2 separate regions of the Homo sapiens genome follow, and region 1 is linked to region 2. A link is an interaction called in ENCODE POLR2A ChIA-PET data of the cell type or tissue named here. Cell type or tissue: endothelial cell of umbilical vein. All regions are shown on one strand.

Region 1 (2,500 bases), 340 kb before region 2:
GAGAGGGGTTTTCTCCATGTTGGTCAGCTGGTCTCGATCTCTTGACCTCGTGATCCGCCCACCTCGGCCTCCCAAAGTGCTGGGATTACAGGCTTGAGTCACCGCATCCGGCCAAGGACACATCTTAATTCCCCATGATCAGATATGCACAGACTCCCTTCTTTAAGAATAAGCAAGATCACAACAGACAGAAAATCAGCCAGGATGGTGGCTCACGCCTGTAATCCCAGCACTTAGGGAGGCAGAGGCAGGAGGATCGCTTGAGCCCAGGAAGTCAAGACCAGCCTGGGCAACATAGCACGACCCCATTCTCCACAAAAGGGGGGTAAAAGTCAACAGACACAGGAAAAGATTGAACAGTGCAAAGCTGACCGATCTGAAACGCCAGACTAATTGGCCCCTTTCAAAGACCACTGCAAGAAACTGGAGAAATGCTTAGAAAACGTTCACTTTGTATTCTCCGTGAATAATTACAGAAGAGAGAGAGGGAGACACTGCAGGTGGGCCTCCCTCTGTGGCTTCCTCATGGATGCCTGAGTCACCCACAAGCAGAGGAGCAGGGCTGGGCCCGGGTATCGGAGCTGGCGGCAAGACCACATGGGAGAGCCCCACCCTCCGCGCTGCCTGACACTGCATAGGTGGCGACCCTGTGGCAGCTCTGACCGTCCCTTTCTTTTTCATGGTTGTGTGTGATAACTGATCAACCCAGAACGGAAGGAACAGGTGGGAAATGTACAAGCATGGGTCACGGGGTTGGGGGGCCGGACCTTGAGTCACATCAGATAACGCGCCCGTCCCAGGTCTCCCAGCCCACGGTGAAGCCAGCACTGTGAGGCCAGCTTTAGTCTCCCAGCGTTTACACACAGGAACATGCTTTGCAATTTGAGACACACAAATCTGTGGTCTGGACTTGCTATCTTTGAGGATCAGCAAAGAATTGTCTGGCTCCCGGGATGTTTTTGTGCTGCAAAGCAGAAACACAGTTCTGGGTACTTCTCCATTTTGTCCTGTCAGGAAGGAAACATTTTTAAAAGTCACCCCATGTTCATGATCTTGAGAAATCCCCAGCAGAGTTAATAGACATCACAAGAACTGCAGAATCAACAACAATGTGTGTTTCTTTCCTCTCTGTGGCCATGTGCCCAGAGTGAGAGATGTAATATAAGAAGCAGAGAAAATTAGAGATGGAAAAAATCGCAGAGAGGGAATGACTGGCCAAGATGTGAATCCTAATAGCAAATGGAGATGCTTGTAAGCATTCACAGCAGCAAGCACTTGCCGAAATTGCTACTCATACCAGGAGTGTAAGTTCTCCGCACACAATTATGTGAACAGCACAGTAGGTGAGGTGATATGGGACTATTCTCAGAAATGATCTGCTCTTATTTTGCACAAGAAAAATCAATGTAAGGAAAATATTGTCATATTTATCCATCAAACGTCATGCAATGTTCAATGAGATTTTTATATGATTTTAAAGACATCCTTTTTTATATGTCAATCCCCATATGATCTGCCAGCAGGATTTACACATCACTGCACACATTATAGTGAGAACACAGAAATTTTATTTTAACTCTGATTGGGTCTACAAGATCTTTGCATTCTTTTCCTGAAGAAAAATAGCTTTTTCTTTCTTTTTTTTTTTTTTAACAGAAGAGGGGAAAGGGCCAGGATGGCTGCCAAGAACTTCTTGGTTTGGTTCCAAAGCATTTTGAGCAGAATCTCTCAGAATGTCAAATGTAACGTCCCGTTCAGGGATTCAGTGGGATTGTTGGTGATGTGAGAAGAGATTGGGAAATAGAAAGTTCTTTCTCAGTTCTTCTCTCTGCTATAGTAGAGACTGTTGACTTCTACTTCTGGAAACTCCTCTCTTAGCTTCAGGACTTATTCTGATCCTCTCTTCCTACCCTGTTACCAAAGGAAAAAAAGAAAAAAGCTTCTATGACAGTCCTCTTCATGATGCGGTTAACTCTCTGTGTTTTCAAACCACAGCCATTGGTCACTGGCTTGTCCACCTACATATACCCCTTTTCCTTAAGGCAAAGAGTTCGAGATCACCCAACTGGTATTTTTCTGTCACCCTACTTTAACTCAAGATTCATATTTTCAGCTGCCTATAAGACATTTACATTTTAAACTCCTGTCATCATCTCCAACTCAACATTTCCAAAATAAAACATACTACCTTGACCTGGAAATACACTTCCCATACAACTTCTGGATCCCTCCCCACCAACCCCAGCCTGCCACCACTTTTTTTTTTTTTTTTTTTGACAGAGTCTTGCTCTGTTGCCCAGGCTGGAGTGCAGTGGTGTGATCTCGGCTCACCGCAACCTCCACCTCCTGCGTTCAAGCAATTCTCCTGCCTCAGCCTCCCAAGTGGCTGGGACTACAGGTGCCCGCCACCACGCCCAGCTAATTTTTGTATTTTTAGTAGAGGCGGGGTTTTACCATGTTGGCCAGGCTGGTCTCGAACTCCTGACCTCGTGATCCACCT
Region 2 (2,500 bases):
ATTAAAGGAATGCCTTAGTATCATGATCCAGAGCATATTCCCAGAATTCTAGGGCTCTAAACACGTGGCTAAGGAACTGCTTGTGAGGTGGAGGGCGGGGTAGGAGCAAGAGGACAAGGGAGGACTTGGGCCACAAGAACAGCTCCACTTTTATCTCTTTAAGACATTGTATTCCTTTATTCAGAAAAAAGAGAGACTTTTTCTAGAAAACGGGGAAAAGATCCCACAGATTCGAAAACTAAGGACATCTGCTTAAGGACAAGAATGACTGGAATCTTACCTCCTTCACATCTGAGTTACTAAGAACTAGTTGTAATGTCTCAAACACACTGTGCTATCTCATGTTCATGACAGTTAATTTTGCTTTAAATGTTCTCATGTCTTATCCACCATGCGAACTTTTTCAGAAATCTTTCTTTGTTCTAGGACAGACTTAATCATTTCCTCTTTAGTGGTCCCACTATCCCACATTCATCTCTCCATTACAGGAATTATCATAATGCATTACAAGTGTTTTCACTTATTTGTTCCTTCTCAAACCGTGTGGTAGATAAGATTTACAACAGCATCCTCAAGGTAAATACAAAAGTCTTCTAGAGAATTTCTTATACTACTCACCAAAGTAAACTGACAGCATAAAGATATATTAATGTACATCTTATTTAAGACAGATCTTTGGTGTACTGGTTAACAATCCTCACATTAGGTATCACAGATACATAAATGTCTAGATGTTATCAGAGGTACTCAAAGATTAAGATTAAGCACATGTGGCTGGGCATGGTGGCTCACGCCTGTAATTCCAGCACTATTGAGAGGTCAAGGTGGGAGGATTGCTTAAGCCCAGGAGTTCCAGACCAGTCTGGGCAACATAACGAGACCTTGTCTCTACAAAAAATTTAAAAATTAGCCAGATATGGTGAAGCATGCCTGTAGTCCCAGCTATTCAGGAGGCTGAGGCGGGAAGATTGCTTGAGCCCAGGAGGTTGAGGCTGCAGTGAGCCGTGATTGCACCACTGCACTCCATTCTGGGAGACAGAGCAAGACCCTGTCTCTAATATTAAAAAAAGATTAAGTGCATTCATGAATATACTTTAAATAAAATCACAGTAATAAGTGAAGCTGAAAAGCTAACAACTACTATATTAGAGTTTCCTGTATGTGCTATAGTAGCATGTCCTATAACTGTAATTTTCCAACCTGATGGCCAAGATGATGATGTCTGACATTAGTTGGGATGGCAATTACTAGAAATGGAAATGAAGCCAAGGCCCCACTTGAAAGACTATAATGAGTCACAGTTGAAAAGAACAAAGAGAAGCTCATTTCAGGCCAGGGTAACAGCAAGTGCAAACTCTACTGCAGGAAAGGGACTGGTGTATCAAAGGAAAATGTTAGAATGAGCTAGAGAAAAATGTTTTGAGGTCAGACAGAGAGGCAGTCAATGCCATATGAAACCTTGTAGACCATGGTAAAGAGTCTGAATATTAGTTAAGCAGCAGAAAGCCACTGAAGTCTTAAGCATGGCTGTGATTTGACATAATTTATAATACTAAAAAAGACTTCTGGTTTCTATTTGGACAATGGATTTCACACAGGCAGCCACAGAATTAGGAAGAGAAGTTAGGAAACAATTGGTTGATATGACTAGTAGATTGATGAAATAGATGAATAATCTGTAGGAAAGAACTAGAGTAATAAAGTTGAGTATCATCAGCATATAAATTATATTTAAAGCCTTGGGGTCAGATTACTTGGGAAGCAAATGCAAACAGAGAAGGCCCAGGACATAGCCTTAAAATATCACATTTATCTTCTGGAGACTTCCAGCTCTGGCCATGAGAGAGTAATAATGGCCAGACTTAACTTCCACAGGAAACAACTAGAAAACTGGACAAAATACATGACATTGTGTTTAGATATTAAACAATAAGCAGCACAAGACTGTGATCCCTGTGAGAAGGGAAATGAATGAAGTAAACCCTACCACTAAACTGGCTTTCTGCCTGGAGAAAATATCTGGACTTTGGGTGCAGCCTTGCTAGACTGATGAGACAAAGATCAAAGTCCAGGGAGGTAGAACTAGAAAAGAGAGATTCATTAAAATAAAACAAAAAAAACTTCAAAACTTTGCAAGGTAGTTTTCTTGAGTCTTTGATGAGCACAGGCCATGAATATGCAGAATGAAACTTCACAAAGCTAGGCCAAAACAGCTGGGGAGTTGTAAGCTGAACAATGCTCAGAGCTCATGCAGGTAGGAGATGATCAAACTGACCGGGAGGGAGGTGTTTCCTCAAGATCACCTGTGATGTACAGTGGAGGCCCTAGAGGGTCATGCCTTGGAAATAAGTTAACTAGCTCTAGAATGAAGACAACTTTACACTTGTCCTAGCAAAGCTTAAAAACAAAGTTTAAAAGTGTAAAATAGATCCACAAGTAACTTGACTAACTTAAACCCAATACTCTTTACAGGAAGATAGTAATAACAAAAAAATCAGAG

The links. ChIA-PET counts read pairs that join two places held together with the same protein. Peaks named below come from ENCODE experiments on the same cell type or tissue, not always from the same donor. Only the 100,000 strongest peaks of a DNase experiment are listed, where the experiment ranks them.
Region 1: POLR2A ChIA-PET joins it to region 2 with 12 read pairs; 2 of 35 experiments call an interaction of 5 or more read pairs at or near these places.

The regions. Positions count from the first base shown.
Region 1 is chr4:169,079,451-169,081,950 of GRCh38, forward strand. No RefSeq gene overlaps it. Among named protein-coding and RNA genes, the nearest start is that of CBR4-DT, 70 kb to the left of the region's middle. RefSeq lists a silencer at 590-649. In endothelial cell of umbilical vein, no CTCF peak of the experiment used is centred here; DNase peaks (open chromatin) are centred at 1,031 and 1,701; H3K27ac peaks cover 1,154 bases.
Region 2 is chr4:169,415,850-169,418,349 of GRCh38, forward strand. All of the region lies in intron 31 of NEK1 (NIMA related kinase 1), which reads right to left. Among named protein-coding and RNA genes, the nearest start is that of SH3RF1, 150 kb to the left of the region's middle. RefSeq lists an enhancer at 1,282-1,361. In endothelial cell of umbilical vein, no CTCF peak of the experiment used is centred here; DNase peaks (open chromatin) are centred at 1,302 and 1,952.